Linked DNA regions of Homo sapiens: region 2 is linked to region 1. Evidence: chromatin loops called from intact Hi-C (ENCODE). Cell type or tissue: heart left ventricle. All regions are shown on one strand. Links, peaks and the distances in the headings refer to the core of each region. The heading gives the core; the rest is flanking DNA. Region 1 has its middle 24 kb from the start of GAL. Region 2 has its middle 23 kb from the start of MRGPRD.

The links. Hi-C counts contacts between places; a loop is a spot of excess contacts. Peaks named below come from ENCODE experiments on the same cell type or tissue, not always from the same donor. Only the 100,000 strongest peaks of a DNase experiment are listed, where the experiment ranks them.
Region 2: a loop joins it to region 1, with 2.4 times the contacts of the local background. A loop is called at or near these places in 1 of 110 quality-filtered maps.

The regions. Positions count from the first base shown.
Region 1 is chr11:68,654,168-68,666,910 of GRCh38, forward strand. No RefSeq gene overlaps it. Among named protein-coding and RNA genes, the nearest start is that of GAL, 24 kb to the right of the region's middle. In heart left ventricle, for the core only: no CTCF peak of the experiment used is centred there; DNase peaks (open chromatin) are centred at 5,114 and 5,565; H3K27me3 peaks cover 253 bases.
Region 2 is chr11:68,953,165-68,963,525 of GRCh38, forward strand. No RefSeq gene overlaps it. Among named protein-coding and RNA genes, the nearest start is that of MRGPRD, 23 kb to the right of the region's middle. RefSeq lists a silencer at 3,205-3,254 and an enhancer at 9,767-9,956. In heart left ventricle, for the core only: no CTCF peak of the experiment used is centred there; a DNase peak (open chromatin) is centred at 6,427.

The sequences.
Region 1 (12,743 bases), core at 3,322-7,321:
TCTCAGGAGATGCCCTGGCCAGGCCTCTAACCATATCCGGCTCTTGCAGCCACTGAGTCCAAAGCCACCTGGCTCAGGTCCTGGAATGGCACTGCAGGCTTCTGTGGGTGCCAGTGATGGCAGAGAAGAGGGTCCCCCAATGGCACCTGGACAGCCTGGGCAGATGCTGCCGCCCAGCCTCATGGTCTCTGGTGGGGTGGCCGAGGATGGGTGGTGGGGTGCGCCTCTCTACGCATCAGCCCTAAAAGCCTAAGACGTGGGTCCTAGAAGTCACGCCTCTCCCCAGAAACCCTTCATGGCTCCCTAGTACCACAGGCGCATTCAGCCTCCTCACACGCTGGCCCCAGCCCCCACAGCCCCTCAACTTCCCTCCCCACTTCCCACTACACCCTCTGTGAAAGCCCAGCTCATCTTTCAGGCAGGCCAAACCCAGGTTTGCCGGGTCTGAGCTTATATAATCTGGGGGGCCTCTTTAAGAATAAGAATATAGGCTGCGCACAGTGGCTTATGCCTGTAATGCCAGCACTTTCGGAGGCCCAGGCGGGCAGATCACTTGAGGTCAGGGGTTCAAGGCCAGCCTGACCAACATGGTAAAACCCCCACCTCTACTAAAAATACAAAAATTAGCCGGGCGTGGTGGTGCACTCTTATAATCCCAGTTACTTGGGAGGTCGAGGCAGGAGAATTGTTTGAACCTGGGAGGCGGAGGTTGCAGTGAGCCGAGATCACACCGCTGCACTCCAGCCTGGGCTATGGAGCAAGACTCTGTCAAAAACAAAAAAGAAAAAAGACAAAGAATATAAAATAACTAAGACAAACACAGGCATAGAAGTGAGTATCGCTTAGACTGAGAAATGAAGTCACAGAAAACTACAGATTTTAAAAAGCTGATTAGTGTCATCAACATTACAAAATGTGGAAAAATCACAGTTCTTCTTAGTCACCTGACTCGCTCTACAATACCTGTGCCCCGGTATTTTCGAATGTGTGTACTCATTGTTCATCTCTCATAGGACAAGGACTTTGTTTTATGATTTTCTGCAGAGAGAACAGAAAGATGATATGGCCTCTCCTCCTCCACGATGGATACGAATTTACTTTTCATTATTGATGGTGTAGAGAAAGTTCCTGAAGCTTCACAACCCAATGCTGGTGACGTTGTGTACATTCTTAGGATTGGTATCATTCGGGAAAGCCTCTCCTGAGTTTCTTTTGTGTGTCAGTGTCCACAGATGGGCTCGTTTGTAGTGGGAGCTGCAGTTCCTTGTTCTGCAAACAGGAATTGTGACGAGTTTTGCTTTATTCAGTTCCCATCACAAAAGGAAAGAATGTGCAAAAGTGGGTTTGTGGCCATGATCTGCGTGAGCGAGCGTATTCCTGGCAGGAAAGTGCTTTTGTCTGACTGGGCTGCAGCAGGGGCGGCCCCTCTGCTGACCATCCACATGTCTGCTGATTAGAGGGCGTTCCCATGGGCCAGCTTCAGTTCCATCCATCACCCAGGTTCCTGGGCACCCCTACCTCCATAGCTGGATGCTGTGGGATGGGTCATATACCACATCAGGCCTCACCTTTCTGCATCAAGCCAGCAAATTTGCACCTTGTCCCTAGACAGAGACATTCCCATGTGGGGAGGACCAGTGGCAAACTAACTGCACCAGAAGAGACCTTGAACCACATAGATATACCCCACTGTGGTGAGTTGAATTATATGCTCTAAGAGGACAAGTTCAAGCCCTGCAACTCTATGGAACTGAACTCAGCCAATGACCTGAATCAACTTGGAAGCAGATTCACCAACTGGGCCTCCAGGAAGGAACGCAGCCCGGCCCGTCCCCGGGTTTCAGACACGTGAGACACAAGCTGAGGGCTGATGAGCCCTGCTGCACCCAGACTTCTGACTTGCAGCAGTGACGAGATCATAAATGGGCATTGTTTTACGGCGGGAAAAAACTCTCAAAGCCTAACCCCAGTGCCTGGGAATGTGACCTTCTTTGGAATGGGGTCTTTGCAGAAGTCATCAAGCTAAGATGAGGTTAGATTGGGTGGTGGTGGTAGGTGGGGGGGTCCTAAATCCATGACTTGTGTCCTTCTAAGAGGGAAATGTGGATTTAGGACACAGAGACACAGATACACAGACACGCAGAGGGGAGAAGACCAGGGGGACAGGTGGAGGCTGGAGTGAGGCACCACCGCCATGGAGTGCCAGGCACTGCCACCAGCAGAAGATGGAAAAGGCAGGACACACCCTCACCCCTGGCCCCCTGGTTGTGAACTTCTGGCCTCCAGACTGTGGGAAAATAAATGTCTGTTGTTTTAAGCCACCCAATTTGCGGTCATTTGTTACAATAGCCACAAAAAAATCTCACCCACCCACCCAATCCACACTAAAGGTGTCCCCAGCTCAACCTCCCCTCAGCCAGATCCCACAAATGTTTACAGCCCCTAGTACCACTGCAGCAGAGGGGACCTGAACTCCAGAGCGCAGCCAGCCTACAGTCCTCACCGACTGAACAAAGCGTCTGACTTCTGCAATTTTTGTTTTTTGAGATGGAGTCTCGCTCTGTTGCCAGGCTGGAGTGCAGTGGCACGATCTCTGCTCACTGCAACCTCTGCCTCCCGGGTTAAAGTGATTCTTCTGCCTCAGCCTCCTGAATAGCTGGGACTACAGGTGCACGCCACCACGCCCAGCTAATTTTTGTATTTTTGATAGAGATGGGGTTTCACCATGTTGGCCAGGATAGTCTCAATCTCCTGACCTCATGTTCTGCCTGCCTTGGCCTCCCAAAGTGCTGGGATTACAGGTGTGAGCCACCATGCCCGGCCAACTTCCGCAAATTTTAAATGACTGTGTGGATGCTGCTGGGACCCTCCCAGAAGGGGTGTGTGCAAGAGAGGGGCTCTAAAAATTGAGGTCTCTCAGCCTCCAGGGAAATTGCCAGCCTTTAGAGCTCTGCTTAGTTCACCCAGCCTTCCCCAGGGGGCCTCCGTTCTGGCCCTCTGGGTCCGTCTCTTAGCACTGTGACCTGCGCTGGCTGTAGGACCCTTTCCCTTCCTCCAGGACCCCTGGAACAGGGCTTCCCTGGCAGAGCTCATCATGAGAATCTCCTGGGAGGACCTCAAGGGGCCAGGCCCCATCCTGCTAAGTCAGGGGCAGGGAATGTGGCTCTGAAACCCCCCAGTGGGAGGCTGGGGGCAGCTGTCAGGGGCCCTGCTCACGGCTGGTTGTCAGAGAGGGGACCCTCTCCATGTGGTCTGCCTGCTGGAGGATGGGCCAGAGGCTGGAGGTGCCCAGGATTATGTGCCACTGGGACCCTCCCTAGGATGGGCCCCAGAGACCCTCCCTCCACACAGTTGGACCTCAGGACAAGGGCACAAGCACCTCCTCTCCCAGAGCCGGCAGTGGGGTGAACAAGCCCCGAGCTGCAGCGGCCACCTCATGGTGAGATGTGGGTTGCAGAGTCCAGGCACATCCCTGACGCGCAGTGGGTTCAGCCAGGCAGGCTGAGCCACACCTCTGAGACCATCAGTAGCTCCCACTGGCCAGCAGGTCAGCCAGTAAAGGCCGACACCACAGTTCTTCCTACTCCAGCCCTGACCGAGTGTCTGGGTTCACCTCCACTCGGCAGGAAGCACCCAGATATGTGCCAGGATCAAGCCAGGAGAGAAGGATCAGGTAGTTTTCAGGTTGTTCTCATGTAAAATCCTGTAAACATGGCCAGAAACACGTGACTCTGATAGCTACAGATACACCTTTGATTCTGTAACTGGAGAGAGACAGGCTGGAAGAGGAAACCTCAGGAGGTGATAGGTCCAGACATGCGGCAGGGGAAAGGCAGGAGCGGGAGGAAGAGACGGGAGAGAAAGAGGCATGGTGGGAGGGAAGGCAGCCGACTTGCCGGGAAAGTGGCATAAGTAACAACTGAGGCAGAACTGGAGGAAGACAGAGAAGAGAGGCCCAGAGGAGCAGACAGGGATGCAGGACAGAGGGGAAGAACCCTTCACAGCCACGCATGGATCCAGAGTAGAGCTCAGAAAGCTACGGCCTGTGGGCTGAACTGGCCCGCTGCTTGTTTTCATAAATAAAGTTTTATTGGCACAGGGCCACACTTGTTCATTTCTGTGTTGTCTGTGGCTACTTTCATGTAGAGTTGAGTAGTTTTGACAGAGGCTCTGTGGCCAGCTCAGCCTAAAATATTCACTGTCAGCCGGGCACGGTGGCTCACGTCTGATAATCCTAGCACTTTGGGAGGCCGAGGCGGGTGGATCACCTGAGGTCAGGAGTTTGAAACCAGCCTGACCAACATGGTGAAACCCTGTCTCCACTAAAAATACAAAAATTAGCCGGGAGTGGTGGTGCTTGACTGTAGTCCCAGCTACTCAGGAGGCTGAGGCAAGAGAACCCAGGAGGCAGAAGTTGCAGTGAGCTGAGATCATGCCAGTGTACTCCAGCCTGGGTGACAGAGTGAGACTCCGCAAAAAAAAAAAAAAAAAAAGAAAAAAAGAAAAAAAATTCACTGCCTGGCCCTTTCTGGAAAACATTTGCTGACCTTTGGTTTACACTCATGTGGTCTTTGCTTCCAGGACTGTCCACTCTTCAGAGCTCATTGGGGAATCGAAGACTTTCCCCTTAGCTAGATCCAGGCCTGGGATGGGGAGGCGGCTGCCTGACGATCACACGTCTGCTGGCCCTAGGCAGCCCCGAGACCTCTCGGCACCCAGTCCCTTCTGTGTATGAATAACATCACACATCCGAGGCGAGCTCTTGCGCAGTCTCCTGTGAGCTGGCCTCCACACAGAAGGGTCATTCGCTAGAATGTTCTCCGCTCACGTTCTGAATTCTGACAAATATTCTCCAAATGTGATTTTCATCGCTTCAAGTGAGACCCAAATCTTGTTAGGTGACGCCAAGGCGAATTCAAATATAAAACTCTATTTGCCTTTAACATTTTCAAATATTAAAGCTATCAACAGAAAGGCAAGTAAAGAAATAAAAGTGCAAATGCTATGGGGAGAGAATGGCCCGCAGGCAGTGGGCGGCGAGGCCCCTCCTCAGCATCATCTGTATCTTGCCCTGCGCTGGAACTTGGCCCACAGGACATCACGTTTGCCGGCACTGCCTGGGAGGTTCCGGACACAATGCAAGAGTCTGGGCTCATAGCCAAAGGCAGGGGCTCATGGCTCAGCTACACACACATCAAATAACAACAACAAGATCTAACCGCAGAAACCCTGCTCCCTGGGGTTCATCTTTACCCTGTGTTCAGGGAAAACAGTCATCAGCCCTTGAGTTTCAAATGGCCCAAATTACCGATAATTTCAGCCTAAATTAGGCCATTATGTGCTCGCTGCCAGGGTTCCTTCTCTGATGAAAAGCAAGTACTGAGCGGTATCGTCCTCTCCGGGCAGATGGACGGGGCTGGGGGAGGGGTCCCTGGGCCGAGCCCCCTCACCTCTCTTTTTGGAGGGTAGGGGCTGGTGCTTGGCCCACTGTGACTTGGGCAGGGACGGCAAGCTCTGACCTGCGTCGGCCCTCAGGCCCCAGGTGGTGGCTCCAGGAGGACTTCAGAGGACCAGGGCTCAGTGGGAGAGAGGCTCTGAGTGCCCTGACAGGTGGGCACTGCCCTTTTTGAGTTCCCTGGGGTGGGATTACCGACACACAGTGCCAGGCATCTGTGTGCCCAGGAGGGGCCTTGGAGGTGGAGGCAGAAGCACAGGGGCCGGGGAAGCTCGTAGTCGGTGTTACAGACTGAATGTGTGTCCTCCAACTTCTTTTTTTTCTTTTTTTGAGACAGGGTCTTGCTCTGTTGCCCAGGTTGGAGTGCAGTGGTGTAATCACAGCTCACTGCAGCCGTGACCTCCCAGGCTCAAGTGATCCTCCCACGTCAGCCTCCCGAGTGGCTGGGACCACAGGTGCACCACCATGCCCGGCTAATTTATCTTTATTTTTAGTAGAGATGAGGTCTTGCCATGTCGCCTAGACTGATCTTGAACTCCTAGACTCAAACAATACACACCCACCTTGGCCTCCCAAAGTGCTGCGATGACAGGTGTGAGCCACCACGCCTGCTTGCCAAAACTCACGTCACAGCCCCGACCTCCAGTGTGATGAGAGATGGGGCCTTCTGGGAGGTGATCAGGAGGGTTAGATGGGTCAGGAGGGCAGGGCCTGGTCTAATGGGACTCATGTCCTTATGAGGAGAGACTCCAGAGAGTGGTCTCTCCCTCTCTCTGCGACCCCTTGAGCTTGCCCAGAGGTCATGTGAGCACACAGCCAGATGGCGGCACCCACAAGCCAAGAGAAGAGGCCTCAGAATGAGCCTCACCCGGCCCGCTCCCCGATTCTGACTTCCAGCCTCCAGAGGTGTGAGAAATAGACATCTGTGGTTTAAATCCCCCCAGCTGAGGGAGTTTGGGATAGCAGCCGCCCGCTGGGGAAATGGAGGCCCTGGGACCTCCAGGCCAAAGGCCAGCACCTGGAAGGGCATCGCAGAGAGGGAACGGCATAAGCAAAACTGCAGGGTGAGCAGAGGAAGGCAGGGCCAGAGAGAGCACCCCGTGGGATTTGGGGAGACCGTGAAGGCCAAGATAAAGGCTCTGACTTTATTTTGTTCTTTGGGCAGTAGGAAGCCACGGAAAGTCATTTTTTAGAGAGAAAGTGCAGAGGTGGACGGTGCTTTAAGGAATGGATTCCGGTGCAGTGTGGTTTGTTCTGTCACCTGCCTCTCCCGGCGCCGTTTCCCCATCTACTAGTCAGGGTCCCGCACACACCGTAGGACTCACAGCAGTTTCCCAACTGCAGCACCATTGACATTTAGGGCTGATTTTTGGCTGGAGGGGCTGCCCTGTGTAGTGTAGGACGTTCAGCAGCCTCCCTGGTCTCCACCCACTCGATGCAGGTAGCACCTGCCCCAGGTGTGACAACCAGCGATGTCTCCAGACATGGCCACGTGCCCCAGGGACAGAACCCCCCGACTGAGAATCCCTGTGTTACAGGATGAGAGCCAGGCCAGTGGACGTGCTTTCAAAGTCACAGTGTCCCAGCCTAAAGGGGTGCACAGACTCGGATGGGGGCCCTGACCTTGCCAGGGCGGTGCTGGGATGCCCGTCCTTGAAGCTTCTTCTCTCTGGGTCAAACACCTCCGGCCACGCTCTCGCTCCAGATTTGCTCCAGGCAGGCGGGGGTTTGGTGGGGAGCGGAATCACTTTAGCTGAGTGTGACCAGCTGTATTGCTGAGACTGGGGCCGGGGTCATGGCTATGCCTTGGACTGTCCCAGATGGGGACAAGGTGCCAAGGGAGCATGAAATGAAGAGGGCTGTGGCAGAGACTGGTGTCCATGGAGCACCCTTCATGTCCCTGACTGTTCAGAGCTGGACACAAATCAGCCCGAATTCTCCTTCCACCCTGGGGCTGGGGATGCTGTGGGTCCCTGTTTGACAAGAGTGGTGGCTGCAGCTTTTGCTGGGTGGATGGGTGAGAGGGCTCTGTGGCCATTGCAGAGCCTATGGCACATGAAGCATGTGAGTGACTGGGGCCACTGTCATCCGAGGGACACCCTGCGGCCCCAGTTGGGTTATCTGTGACCCCGGGTGGCACAGTGGCAGCCCCGTTCCAGCTGTGGAGACCAATCACAAGCCCTGGGGAGGGGGGGCAACAAGGTGACTGCCTTCTGGTCCTGATTCCAATATTTACACCCACCCCACCACGGACCCACCTGGGAAAATCTGGGGTTCGTGTGCGAGCGGCCCCCTTGTGTCTGTTGGCTGGGAGGGGAGCTGGGAGTCTGGGCTGCTAGGGGAGGTTTCCACCAGCCCAGTGCCCCAGCTTGCACAAGGACCAAGAGATGCTCAGCGTTGAGCTGGGGCCATGGGGGCTCTTCTGGCTCCCGGAAGTCTCAGCTCTTCCCACACCTCATGTCCTGGGCCGGAGCGTTCAGGGTTTGCTCTCTGTAAGTCACCCAAGTCTGTAACAAGAGAAGCAGTCCCGTGGTCCACTGGGCTTTGCTTCTGATGTGTGGGAGGTGATTTTCTCTGTAAAGGAAATAACTGATCCGTAAGAAACAGAAGGTGGAGGGAAGTCTCTCCTCACTTCATCATCTTTTCTGGGGATTGACTTTTTGGTTTTGTTTTATGAAAAGTTCATTTGTGATCTATTATTCAATTAGGAAATGCGCCAGGCATGGTGATGCTTTTTTAAAAGGGCAGAGATAACCTAATAAGTCAAATTCAATTTGGGAAACTGGAGTCTGTACGCTTTCCAGAGTAATTGACCTGCCCATGGGCTGAGATCCAGAGGGAAGTGGGGATGGAGGGAGATGTGAGTCGTGATCCAGGCCCAGGGAGGTGGGGAGGCTGTGGGGGAGCAGGACACCCAGCAGGTGCCCCCAAGCCAATGCAGGAATGGGAGAGACAGTGTCCCTGACAGTGTCACCGCCCAGTGGATTTATCTTTTCTTGCCCACTACCCAGATGAAGCTGATTGATCGAGATGGGGGAATTGCAGTGGAGAAAGTGTTTAATACATGTAGAGCTGGCTAAATGAGAGACCGAGGTTTTAGTATTCTTCAAATCAACCTCCTTGAAAATTCAAAGGATAGGTTTTTTTCAAGGATAGTTTGGCAAGCAGGGGGCTAGGGAGTGGGTGCCACTGATTGGTTGGGGCTGCAATCCCAGGAGTCTGGACAACAGTTCTCATGTGCTGAGCCTGCTTCTTGGTGGGGGCCACAGGACTGTTTGCGTCAGGAGTCTCTGGTCCAATGAAGTCATCTTGTCGTCAGAAATGTAAGCCTCAAAAGACATCTCAGAACGCCAGTCTTAGATTCTAAAATGGTGATGTTATTTACAGGCATAACTGGGGAAGTTGCAATCGTGTAACCTCCTGAACAATGGCTGAGAATCCTGTAACTCTGCCTACATCTTAGCAGAACTCAGGCCCCTCTCATAATCCTAACCTTGTGGACTTTTATTAATTGTATAAAGATGGTTTAATTTGGGGGAAGGGCTGTTATCATTTAAACCATAAACTCAATTTCTCCCAGAATTAGCTTTGAATGACCAAGGGCAGTTTGGAGGTTAAAGGCAAGATGGGCTTGGTTATGTCAGATCTCTTTCACTGTCATCATTTTCTCACTTTATAATTTTTGCAAATGCAGTTTAAATGGGCAGCAGGGCCACCACCTGGGGAGAAGAAAAGAGTTGCCCCCACTCCAGGTCCCTGCACAGGTTGCCCTCTGACCTGCACCCCCTAGAGTCGACCCCTCCTCAGGGCCTCAGCCCTGATTTCCTTGACATGAGGCCAGCAGGGCCAAAGATAGGAAGGTTGTTGGCACCAGCCAGAAGCAGAGGGAATTTGGTGACCCAAGGGTCAGGTCACACCCGGAGCTACCCAGGCAGACGCACATGCACACACACTACGAAAGCACTGCAGCACACACCCTGTGTACACGTGTGACACCACGTTCTGCACTCCCACGCTCATGCACACTCAGACACCTGCATGAATTATGTCTGTGCACACTCACACCATCAGACACGCTACACTCATGCTCACACACACCCACACACACTTACTCGTGCACGTACACCTCCGTGTTCTTGCACGTGCATTCCCACAGGACCACGGCAGGGGGCACGACGTGTGGGAGCACCTGGGGTGCCGTGAGCAGCTGGGACCCTGGGCCGGTCCAGGGAAGGGTCTGGGAAGGACTTGGGTGGATGATGAGGGAAGGGCAGCCCCTCATCTCCACCGTACCCCTCATCTCCTGGTGGCTCACTACTGTAATCCCAGTATTTTGGGAGGCTGAGGTGGGCAGATCACGTGAGCTCAGGAGTTCAAGACCAGCCTGGCCAACATGGTGAAACCCCGTCTCTACTAAAAATACAAAAATTAGCTGGGCGTGGTGGTGTGTGCCTGTAATCCCAGCTACTCGGGAAGCTGAGGCAGGAGACTCGCTTGAACCTCGGAGGGTGGAGGTTGCAGTAAGCCAAGATTGTGCTACTGCACGCCAGCCTGGGCTGCAGATTGAGACTCCATCTCAAAAAGAAAAAAATTGACTTGCAATAATGAGTTGAAAAGGAGGACTTCTCCCAGGTGCATTTCTGGAACCTCAAGGGACAGGAAGGCAGCCAGGCCTCAGGAGCCCTGGAACCCGGGACGGAAGCGTGCCTGCACCTGCTCAGTCCCGGGCTCTACTTTCTGCCCTGTGGCTGTATTTCCTCTCTCTCCGCCCAGCCACCTCGAGGGTGGAAAGTGACATCCGGCAGGAGGCTTCCCTTCTTCAGACTGGGCTCCCCCAAGAGAACTCTTTCTTAGTCCCAGTCCCAAATTCTGAAGGGAGAGTTCTTGACTGACCCTAGTTGGAGTCAGGTGCCCGGCCTGGTCACTCCTATGATGGTGGGTTGGGTTGGGGATGGGGGACATCATGGTCCAGAAAGGCTGCCAGGCACTGGCCCGTGCAGGTGAGGAGAGGTGGTTATGGGAGTGACTGTGAGCTCACGGATGGTGCACACAGCTGATTCGAGTGAGGACTGGAGCCCAGGTCTTTTGAACTCCTGCCCTGGGTTGGGTTCCCTTCAGTGGCATCTTGGACATGGGCTTTGGTATAAGTGGTTTATGAGGGTGCCCGCTAGGAGAGCCCTGGAGTGGAGGGAGCTGGCAGGACAGAAGCAGCCAGGCCAGCCCCAGTCTGCTCCCCTGTGAAGCTCTGGTGTATGAGTGGCCCCTTGGGGTCGTCCCATCTTGAGGAAGGAAGTTGAGCTTTTCATCCAGCCATTGATCAGGGGCTCCACAGACAGGAGCTCCAGGCCTCACTGAGCCAGGCAGCTCCCATGGGCTGAGGGCAGTTCTGCAGAAAGGGTGCTGCAGTGAGTTGTGGGCACCAGACACAGCTGGGGACTGGGTGCACAGAGCCATAAAGCGGACCCCGGCACAGTGCGTGGGCATCCACAGAAATCCTGGGTGCTGCAGACCAGCTAACGGGTGGGTGATGGACAAGGGTCCAGGTGCTGGTCAGTGACGTGGGCTGGCAACGTGCATGGGGCAGCCCCCAACCACAAAGCGGGAGGAGATGAGGGAAGAGGGGTCCTGGGCTTGGCTTGGGTTTGGGGAGCACTCCCTCCTCTGTGGATGTCTGCCTGTGTCCCCCCAACTCAACACAGTCCCCCCACAGAGGGACCCTTGGGGGGAAACACTGTCTAACTACCCCAAGAAAATAAAGAGGCAGACACCATGCTGGGTATTTGCCAAGAACAATTCCATATTCAGATCCACTATTAACATGAAGCTAAATGCGAGAAGTGTTGGCTGGGATTTTCAAATCTGAACGATAATACTCACTTATGAACCTTTCCATCACAATGACCCAGAAATAAGACGTGAAGAAGTTGGGATAATGCCATCAAAAGGGTCACGGCGCCCTCATGATTCTCTTGACAGGCATGAATTTATATAATAATCAAAAAGCATTTTCACCATTAAGCAGCCCCACAGCCTGCCAAGGCCATCGTGGATGACGGTCGCATTACTCACGCGCGTTGCCACCCAACCGGCTGGGGCATCGCCGCACTTCCCATTCTGCTGGGAACACGTAGAATTAAGATGCTAGGTTTCAAAATTATAAAAACATTTTTCCGTATTACTTTTTGGGGGGAATTTGCTAAGAATCACATGACTTCAAGGATAATTATTCCCTCCAGTCATTTTATTCACTTGATAAAAAAGTGGGAAAACATAGATAATAGAATATTTACTGTTTTATACATTTCTCTTTTTTTTGGCAGAGTCTCACACTGTTGCCCAGGCTGGAGTGCAGTGGTGCCATCTCGGCTCACTGCAACCTCTGCCTCCCGAGTTCAAGCGATCCTCCCGCCTCAGCCTCCCAAGTAGCTGGGATTACAGGTGCCCTCCACCACGCCTGGCTAATTTTTTTTTTTTTTTTGTATTTTTAGTAGAGGCGGGGTTTCACTGTGTTGGCCAGGCTGGTCTTGAACTCCTGACCTCAAGTGATCTGCCTGCCCCTGCCTCCCAAAGTGCTGGGATTACAGGCGTGAGCCACCGCACCCGGCCCAGATCTGCCCTTTCGTGTCTGGCTTATTTCAGCGAGCCTAATGAGCATTCTCACGTTTACTCCACGTTGTAGCATGCGTCAGAATCTCTTTTCGCTTTTAAGGCTGAGCACTCCTCCACTGTGTGCATAGACCACCGTTTGCTTACACTTCAATTCCGGACGTGTGAGTGCTTCTACCTTCTGGGTCCTGTGAACAATGCTGCTATGAACACGGGGTGCATCGTGCCTCCAGACTGAGAAGTTAGGGGTTCCCTGCCATCCTCCAAGGCTGGATTCCTTACAAAGGGTGGGGGTGGCACTGAGGCTCATTTCCGGCCTGGGGAGAGCTCCAGCTAACAGGAGGAGGCAGGAGAACCGATGGAGTTGGGAAGTTCCCCACTAATTTCAAGAGTCCTCAAAATGTTCATACTCTTTGATGAATAATTCCAACATCAGGCATTATACAGAGGGAATCAGAGATGTGGCTCAGGGCACTTGTCACAAATGTGGGTGATGCTGGGAACATTAGTTAATGGGCAAAATAAAGAAAAAACACTTTCTCTGCACAACCAAGTTGGGGTATGAGTCCAATGTGCTCCCCAGGACACCTGTAAGCACACATGTATATGCGCATCAGAACAGACACGGGTATGCTGGAGATCCCCCCTGTAAACTGCCTAAAAGGCATTAGCTCCAAATGAC
Region 2 (10,361 bases), core at 4,406-8,405, 300 kb after region 1:
TGCCTCGGCCTCCCAAAGTGCTGGGATTATAGGCATGAGCCACCACGCCTGGCTAATTTCTGTATTTTTAGTAGAGACGGGATTTCACCATGTTGGCCAGGCTGGTCTCGAACACTGACCTCAGGTGATCTGCCTGCCTCGGCCTACCAAAGTGCTGGGATTATAGGCATGACCTACTGCGTCCGGCCAGACTCTTTTTTTTTTTTTTTTTTTTGAGACGGAGTCTTGCTCTGTCTCCAGGCTAGAGTGCAGTGGCGTGATCTTGGCTCACTGCAACCTCCACTTCCCAGGTTCAAGTGATTTTCCTGCCTCAGCCTCCGGAGTAGCTGGGACTACAGGCACATGCCACCATGCCCAGCTAATTTTTGTATTTTTAGTAGAGACAGGGTTTCACCATGTTGGCCAGGATCCTCTCAATCTCTTGACCTCGTGATCTGCTCACCTTGGCCTCGAAAAATGCTGGGATTACAGGCGTGAGCCACCACGCCCAACCAACTCCCTTTTTATTTAAGAGTACAGCACTAATAGCTCACAGAAAGCTCTAGGTGTGCGGATGGGGGAAGGGTGAGTTGATTAGTGGTTTCATTGTCAGCTTACAAGGACATTAGTGATTTCGTTGGGGAAAACCTTTCATATCACTGTCTGGAGTTCTTGCCTCTTGGGCAGGCCATTTTCCCCAGTGTGGTAGAATAATAGCTCCCCAGCGTTGTCTGTCCATGTCATAATCCCTAGGATCTGTGAATTTGTTACCTTAAATGGCAAAGGAGACTTTGCAGGTATGATTAAGAATCTTGAGACTCAGAAACTCTTAGGAGGCCAGATGTGGTGGCTGGCGCCTGTAATCCCAGCACTGAAGCTGCAGCAGGAGAACTGAGAACAACCAGGGCAACATAGTGAGACCCCCGTCTCTACAAAAAATAAATAATTATCTGAGTGTGGTGATGCATGCCTGTAGTCTCAGCTACTTGGGAGGATGAGGTGGGAGGATGGCTTGAGCCCAGGAGGTGGAGGCTGCAGTGAGCTGTGCTTGCACCACTGCACTCCAGCCTGGGTGACAGAACAAGACCCTGTCTCAAAAAACAGAAAAGAAAGAAAAGAAATTGTTCTGAATTATCGTGGTGGGCCCAGTGTAATCAAATCACAAGAGTCCTGAAAAGAGAGAGGCATGAATGTAAGAGACAGACACGGTGATGTGGTGATGGAAGAGAGAGATTGGAGATGCTACCCTGCTGGCTTTGACGATGGGGGAGGGCCCACCAACCAAGGTTGACAGGTGGCCTCTAGAAGCTAGAAAAGGCAAGGAACAGGCGGGGTGTGGTGGCTCACGCCTATAATCTGAGCACTTTGGGAGGCCAAGGCGGGCAGATCACCTGAGGTCAGGAGTTAGAGACCAGCCTGGCCAACATGGTGAAACACCATCTCTACTAAAAATACAAAAATTATCCAGGCGTGGTGGCGTGTGCTTGTAATCCCAGCTACTTGGGAGGCTGAGGCAGGAGAATCGCTTGAACCTGGGAGGTGGAGGTTGCGGTGAGCTGAGGTCACGCCATTTCACTCCAGCCTGGGCATCAGAGTGAGACTCTGTCTCAAAAAAAAAAAAAAAAAAAAAAAGAAAGAAAGAAAAGAAAGAAAAGGCAAGGAACAGATTCTCTCCTACAGACTACAGAAGGAATGCAGCCCTGCCAACCTGTGTTAGACTTTGGGCCTCCAGAACTGTAAAATAACACATTTGTGTTGTTTTAAGCCGTGAAATTGGCAGTCATTTGTTCCAGCAGCCATAGTTACTCTCCAGGTAACTAATGCACCCAGTAAAGAATCCTCTAACTTTCTGCCCAGGGAGCTGGGGTCTCCCCCAACCAGTGTGCGCTTTGATTTTTCCTCCAGTGTTCAGAATGGCGCCTCATCCCTGTCCTGGTCCCACCTGGTGCCCCGGTTGCAGGCCTGAGCTTTGTTGGCGATGGAGGATACTAAGCATCCGCCCGTGTTTTTGGATGCAGGCTCCATGCTGGGCTTGGGGTTGGCTGGAGAGCATGAGACGGGGGAGGAGACGCACTTTCCCCCGAGTACCCACCCCTGAGAGCGAGAAGAGCACGTTGGTTATGCTCGCTCACGGCTCTGGAGCCCCAACATCTGGCTGCAGAGTCCACTTCTGCTGCCTCCTGGCTTTGTGACAAGCCACTCAAACCCCTCCAGACCTCGGTGGCCTCGCCTGTAAAACGAGGATAGTGCTGGGAACAGTAGTATCCGGTGCTGTGGGGGCCTGAATGATTAACTTCCTTATGACGCCAGGAACCGCCCTGGCCTGAGGGAGGGCGGCACCCAAGTCTTTATTAGCGAAGTCACGTTCGAGTTTGTGTTGCGTGCCGGGCGTTACGCCGAGTCCTGCACCTGCACTGTGTCCTTTCATCTTCATGGCAGCTCTATGGGGTCGTTTCAGTGAAATCTTTTCCCTGGGAGAAATTCCTGGGAACAGGGAGTGCCAGCTCACTTCTGCAGCTTTCAATGGCCCGGGGTCCCCAATTGCTTACTGCAGTGGGGTCCTCATCCAGCAGGGGCCTCCCTGTCCAGGCTGGATGGTGGAGGCCCCCGGTCTCAGGCCACTCTGGGGCTGTGGGAGCCGGTTGGGTGGGGACATGATGGCTGGAAGCAATTTGCATGAGGGGGATCTGAGATTGGGGCAGGGGGTCTCGTGGGAGGCTTTTGAGTTTCAGGGCCCTCAGTACATGGCCCCCTCCTTCCCAGCCACACACAGCCCATCTGCACAGGGCCTCGCTGGGGAGCAATTCTTTGGGAATTGGCGAGGGTGGGGACCAGGGTGGGGGTAGGGTGGGGGGGCTGGGGTGGGGCGGGGGCAGGATGGGGGTGCTGGGGCAGAGTAGGGGTCTGGGGGTGGGGCGGGGCAGGGTGGGGGCAGGATGGAGGGTTGGGGTGGGGTAGGGTGGGGGGCTGGGGGTTGGGGGGCAGGGTGGTGGCCTGGGGGTGGGGTGGGGGCAGGGTAGGGGCCTGGGGGTGGGGTGGGGGCAGGGTGGGGGTGGTGTATCCCGAGGTCCTGCTTTGCTGCCTCTTCCGGATGGCCCATTTTGTTTACGAGCTGGAGGAGCTGCCTGCCCGGTGGAGGGCCAGCCTCGAGTCACTCTTAGAGCCCCTGGCACGCCACTGGGGGTCGCTGTGGTGGGGGGGGGGTGTTGGGACGGCCCATGCACCTGCTCTGTGAGTGGGAGGGGCAGCCAGCTTATCCATCCCGATGGTGGTGTCTCTTGGGCTCTTAGTGGCCCCCCACCTTCCCCTCCTCTATGTCTGCTTAAAGAAGAATTTCGGGGTGGAGGAAGCCGTGACAGCCACTTCTGTTTTCTCTCTATGCTTCCCTCTCCCGTGTGCTCCTGGCTCCCCAGGTCAGACTGCAGCGAGCGGGTCTGGAAAAGGCCAGCACTCCCCTCGGCAGAGGGGCCAAGAGGGGCTGCTGGGGTGGGGGTGGAGGTGGGCGGTCTTGCAGCAGAGCAGGGGAGGCTGCCAGGCCAGGGCCATTGTCACCCTAGCCTCCTCCATCACCCCAGCCTCCCCCGGTCACCCGGACCTCCCTTGGCTCCTGTGCCTGGTTGTCTCTGGCATGTGGTGACCTGGATGCTCCAAGTTTGATGTGGACTCCAGGAGTAGTCCTGCTATGGGAAATGAAATGTAGTTAGGTTCGAGAGCCAAATACACCATGGCCTTATTTGGGATGAAGGCTCATCCTCTGAGAGCCTGCAGTACCTCGTGGGGTTGACATCTTTCAGCTGACCCTCGGTGGGCCCAGGGACAAGACAGAGGGGGACCGCTTAGGCTGGGCTGGACTGGGTCCCGAAAGGGTGGCTGTGGCCACATGCTGACCCGCAGGGTGTGCCCAGATAGCTCTCACCTACTGCAAGCCCTCTTGCTGAAAGGGCCCAGGGTTCCACCTTAGGGATAACACTGCCCAGTGACAGTGACAGATGGACCCAGGACCTGCACATCCCTTCTTCACAGCAGCTGGAGGTGGGAGGGGGATGTATCCCTGTTGCACAGATGAGAAAACAGAGGCTCAAGGAGGGCACCTGATGGGAGGCAGTGGTGGAGCTAGAGCCAGTCCTGAGCTGGTCCTTTCCCTCAATCACTGTGGCCCCTCAGGGAGGGCTGACCCTCCCCCTGCCCACCTGCACAACCAGAGGGTAGACTCCAGGGTGCAACAGGGGAGTCACCAAAGACCCGCTTACTGCCATGGTGGGTTTAATTTTTGAAGTCACAGCTTAACCCAATTCCAAATTGTGTACAAGTGACGCGTCTAACAGATAAGGATACAGAAAGAGCAAAGTCAAAGGAGGTGAGCAGATGAACCGTGCAAGCGCCAGCCAGTTGAAAGCTGGTGAGCTCTGCGAATACCAGACAAAACAGACTGTTGGCTGGGCGCGGTGGGTCACGCCTGTAATCCCAGCACTTTGGAAGGCCGAGGCTGGTGGATCACAAGGTCAGGAGTTCAAGACCAGCCTGGCCGAGATGGTGAAACCCCGTCTCTACTAAAAATACAAAAGCTAGCTGGGCATGGTGGCGGGTGCCAGTTGCTCAGGAGGCTGAGGCAGGAGAATCACTTGAACCTGGGACATGGAGGGTGCAATGAGCTGAGATCGCGCCACTGCACTCCAACCTGAGCGACAGAGCGAGACTCCATCTCAAAAACAAACAAACAAACAAACAAACAAAAACAGACCGTTAGGAAAATAACATGACTAGGATTAAGGAGGATAATATCATAAGTTATCAAGAAAGCTCCAGTTCCCAGGAAGATATAACACTTATGTGTTTGTATGCTCCTAATAACATAGCCTCAAAATAAATAAAGCAAAGCAGCAGCTCCTGCACAACCTGCCTTTTTTTATTCCGAAGTCAGATTTTGTTGACTGACTGTCAGCTTTGCCATCAGCCTTGGGCAAAGTCAGAGAGTCAGGCCTTCCTCTCAGGGAGTTTTCCCTGCAGCAGGGAGAGAAAACCACGGATGCGGGAAACAGCTAGTGGGGACCAGTGGCCAGCACCAGCCAAAGAGGGTGTGGGTCGGGTATTGTAGGCACTCACACTGGCAGGCAGGCACCTATCACCCGCCTTCATTCATTCATACAGTCACACACATGCGTGTCCACATGAACACTGGTGCTCCCACCCGGATTGGGGGGAGAGTCACCATGGGGTTATGTTGTTCAAAGGGGGCTCTCTTGGAGATGAGTGTGAGCTTCAGCCGCCTGGTTTACCACTCCCACTCCACCCTCGAGGCTGCCACCCCCATCTTTGCCCGGATGCCCAGGGCTGGCCTGCCAAGTGGGAGCCTTCCCCAAACGTATCCTTCCGCAAATGTCTCTGTGCCAGGCAAGGCCCCAGGCCTGGGGCACAGCAGTGACCAAAGCAGACATGGTCCCTGTCCTCCTGGTGGATGTGTATGCATGTCACATATCAGACAGTGATAACTGCACCGGGGAGAAATGAAGCGAGGTGGGGGGATTGAGGGAGGGGGTGCGTGCTGCTGCATTCTTTCTTTTTTTCTTTCTTTTTTTTTTTTTTTTTTTTTTTGAGACGGAGTCTCGCTCTGTCACCCAGGCTGGAGTGCAGTGGCGCGATCTTGGCTCACTGCAAGCTCTGCCTCCCGGGTTCACACCATTCTCCTGCCTCAGCCTCCCGAGTAGCTGGGACTACAGGTGCCCGCCACCACGCCTGGCTAATTTTTTGTACTTTTAGTAGAGACGGGGTTTCACTGTGTTAGCCAGGACGGTCTCGATCTCCTGACCTCATGATCCACCTGCCTCGGCCTCCCAAAGTGCTGAGATTACAGGTTGGGCCACTGCGCCTGGCCATGCTGTATTATTTCATAAAAGGTAGTTGGCAAAGGCCTCTCTGAAGAGGTGGCATTGAGCAGTGACCTGAAGAAAGGAAGGGGTAGAGGCTGGGTGCGGTGGCTCACACCTATAATCCCAGCACTTTGGGAGGCTGAGGCAGGCAGATCACCTGAGGTCAGTTTGAGACCATCCTGGCCAACATGGTGAAACCCCATCTCTACTAAAAATACAAAAATTAGCCAGGCGTGGTGGCAGGCATCTGTAGTCCCAGCTACTAGGGAGGCTGAGGCAGGAGAATTGCTTGAACACGGGAGGTGGAGGTTGCGGTGAGCTGAGATTGCACCACTGCACTCCATCCTGGGGAGACAGAGTGAGCCTCTGTCTTGGGGATAAAAAAATAAAGTGAGGGGTAGAGCCCTGCACACAGCGGGAGCAGGGTGCTCTGGGCAGAGGGAAGAGCAAGTGTGGAGGCCCTGAGGCTTGGCAGCCTGGAGTGAGGGTGCGGAGTGGTTGGGAGATGAGGGCCGGCGGCCTGGAGTGAGGGTGCGGAGTGGTTGGGAGATGAGGGCTGGCGGGCAGGAGTGAGGGTGAGGAGTGGTTGGGAGATGAGGGCCCGCGGCCTGAAGGTGCTGATCACATGGCTTGACCACTGCTGTCCCAGATCCACGCAGGAGGCAAAAGGCGCAAAGGCGAGGGTGACCTGACGGACCACTGGGTGTGCAAGTGCGCGGAGAGCCGTCGGACCCCACACGAGGGAGCGCCGTTCTTACTCCATCAAGCATGTGTTAAAGGCCTGCTGTACGCATGCTCTGTGCAGGGTGCTAGGGGCCCACTGGGGTTAGGGCATGTCTCCTGGGGGGGCACTGAGCCAGTGGGCTGACAGTAACCTGGGAGGGGGGGGTGCCCACCCCAGCTGCCCTGTTCCTGGTCTGCAGGCCTCTGGGTGAACAGGGCTGGCAGAGACCTGTGGTCCCGATGGATCCCATGGCCCCTGAGTGCCCCTCCGCTATCAACCTGCCCCACCTCCTGACCGGGTCTCCTAGATCTCGACCTGTCTCCCCGGCTGCCATTCAAGGCCGGGAGAGGCAGCTGGTACAGCTTTGCTTGTTGCCCGCGGCCCCCCACAGGCCCCTCCAACACGCCCCCTGTCCAGGGCCATCTGTGCTGCTCAGATGGCTGAGCACAGGCTGCCAGCTCTGGACGCTTCACCCACACTGCTATTCAGTGGCTACACGTACAGGAAGGCCCTGCAGACCATTAGAATAGGGACCATGTCTGTACCGGTGATAACTAGCCCTTCCCTGAGCTCCCTGAATCCCCCTTCCCGTGGCCCTCGTTGCCCCAGCCTCTTCCCCAGGACCCCTGTGACCTCTCTTTCAGTGACTCAGGAACTAAAGGGTGGGCACCTGGCACAGCAGGGCCCCAGCAGCTGTCCGAGGCCATGGGTGTCTGTGCCAGCTGCTCAGTCCCTGTGCCTTGCTGGTGGTTAGAATTTTCATATGGCCAGGCCTGCATAGCTCATTCTCCTCACTAGGTCTTGCTCTCATCCACCTCCGTGCCTGACCCACACTAACTACCTGCCAGTTAAGTGACCGCTGGACGCTGGGGTCAGGAAAAGCAGGGAGCCAGGGGCAGGGCTGTGCATGGCTGGCCACGGCCTCAGGCCTGGGCAGGAGGCAGGGGTGGGCGGCTCAGGGCTGGGGTTTCGGAGGCACCGCTCACAGACCGCCATCTTCTTGGTGCCTGTGGTGGGTGTTTCTCTCCCCTCCAGCTTGGACTCTTTCTGCCCCGCCTGGCAGATCCGGGCCCCCAGGGGCTCCCGCAGCCTCTGCCTCCTCTGACTGCCCACAGGGAAGCAGGTGACCGGCTGGTGCTGCTGCTGACCGACGAGTTGAGGTGCCCAGCCTTGCTGAAATGCGTCTGTGTCTGTTGGGGCAGGTCCACCCAGCAGAGGACAAACCTGGAGACGCCGAGGGTCAGGGCACCCACAAGGAGCACCGGCCTCTGTCTCCCGCATCCTGCATGCACAGGGTGACGACGCCAGGATGGAAGGGCTCGGGCACAGCCTTGTGTGGTCAGAGAGTGAAGACACCTCTAGGTAGCTGGTATGTGCAGATTTGCCTCCTCCTCCACCAGAGTCAGGCTGGATCCTTTTAATCCCGAGGTGATGACAAACAGCAAAACCTCTCATGCTGCCCTCTGCTCTGAGTGGCCCCTACCCCTTCTTGCCCTAACTAAGCCGGTCCCTCTGCTGAGGACCCTTCTGGAACATTGCTTAGTTTTCTGACCATAGTCCTCCTAGCCCAGGTGCGAGGTCGGGGGCTCCCTGCTCCTTGTCCAGACCACTCCCTGACGTCACCCCATGCCATCGGGTTCTACTCCTCTTCTCTCCTTGGGGCTGTCACTGACCACCCCCGGCCACTCCCTTCACTCCCAGGCCTTTGGGGCAGGCCAGGCCCATTTCCCTTCCTGGCCACAGGGGTGTCCAAGTGCCTGGTGGCCAAGTGCCAGGTGGGCGAGGCTCCCCGGATTGCTGTCCCCAGTTGGAGCCCACTCCTTTTTTTTTGTTTGTTTGAGATGGAGTCTTGCTCTGTCGCCCAGGCTCTGGAGTGCAGTGGCACAATCTTGGCTCACTGCAACCTCTGCCTCCCAGGTTCAAGTGATTCTTCTGTCTCAGCCTCCTGAGTAGCTGGGATTACAGGCACGTGCCACCATGCCCAGCTAATTTTTGTGTTTTTAGTAGAGATGGGGTTTCACTATGTTGGCCAGGCTGGTCTTGAACTTCTGACCTCAGGTGATCCACCCACCTCTGCCTCCCAAAGTGCTGGGATTACAGGTGTGAACCACCGCGCCCTGCCGAAATGACTGCTTCTTTAAGCAAAGAAGATTGTAGGACTTTGTTATGGCAGCCCCAGGCAACAAATATAGTGCCCTGATTTCTAATTCCTTATGTGGCAAAAGGTTCTCTGTGGAAGTGATTGAGTAAAGGATCCTGAGCTGGGAGGTGATCCGGGTGGGCCCTGCATGTAATCACAGCGTCCTTATAAGGGGAAGCAGGAGGGTCAGCGTGGAAGTGGAGTTAGAGTGGAGGTTGGAAGGACGCAGGGCCCTGAGCCACAGAACAGGGGCTGCCTCTAGAAGCTGGGAAAGACAGGGAAGTGGGTTCCCTCCTACAGCCTCTGGAAGGAGCACGGCCTTTGATTGTAGCCCCAAAGCCCCGCTTGAGACCTCTGACCTCCAGAACTGTAAGATGAAAAATTGGGTGGGCCGGGCGCAGTGGCTCACGCCTATAATCCCAGCACTTTGGGAGGCTGAGGTGGGTGGATCACTTGAGGTTAGGAGTTCGAGACCAACCTGACCAACATGGTGAAAGCTCGTCTCTACTAAAAATGCAAAAATTAGACGGGCGTGGTGGCAGGTGCCTGTAATCCCAGCTACTCAGGAGGCTGAGACAGGAGAATCGCTTGAACCCGGGAGGCGGAGGTTGCAGTAAGCCGAGATCGTACCACTGCACTCCAGCCTGGGTGACAGAGATTCCGTCTCAAAAAAAAAAAAAAAATAGAAATTGTGTCTTTCTTAGCCACTAAGCATGTCATCAATTTGTTCCAGCAGCCACAGGAAATGAATAAAAGGCTCAAAGTCCTGATGTCATGGGCTGGCTGGTGATGGAGAATCTTGAAGGCTGTGGATGTGAGTTCTCACGGTCCTGGCCCGCAGCTGGAGAAGGGCAGGCATGGGAGAGCAGGGAGCATGCTGGCACCAGGTGGCAGAAAAGGGAAGAGCCAGGACTCCAGATACCGAGATACTGGTAGTCCATGTGCTTGGAGACTGATATGATTTGGATCTGTGTCCCTGCCTAAATCTCATGTTGAATTGTAATCCCCATTGTAGGATGTGTGGCCTGGTGGAAGGTGATTGGATCCTGGGGGTGGATTTCCCCCGTGGTGCTGTTCTCGTGATAGAGTTCTCACGGAATCGGGTTGACAGTGTGAGGCACCGCCCCTGTCTCTCTCTTCCTCCTGCTCCCACCAGATGAGATGTACCTGTTCCCCATTCGCCTTCCACCGTAACTGTTTCTGGAGGCCTCCCCGGAAGCTGAGCAGACGCCGCCACGCTTCCTGTGCAGCCTGCAGAACGGTGAGCCAATTCAACCTTTTTCTTTATCAATTACCCAGTCCCAGGTGTTTCTTTTTCTTTTTCTTTTTTTTTTTGAGACAGTGCCTGAGCTCTCTTGTTATCCAGGGTAGAGTGTGGTGCCATGATCACAGTTCACTGCAACCTCCACCTCCCAGGCTCAAGCCATCCTTCCACCTCAGCCTCCTGAGTAGCTGGGACTACAGGCACACACCACCACACTTGGCAAATTTAAAACAAATTTTTTGATTTTTGGAGAGATGGGGTTTTACCATGTTGTCCAGGCTCGGGTTGAACTCCTGAGCTCCAGCAGTCCACCTGCCTCGGCCTCCCAAAGTGCTGGGATTACAGGCGTGAGCCACTGTGCCCCACTGGGTATTCTTTTATAGCAGT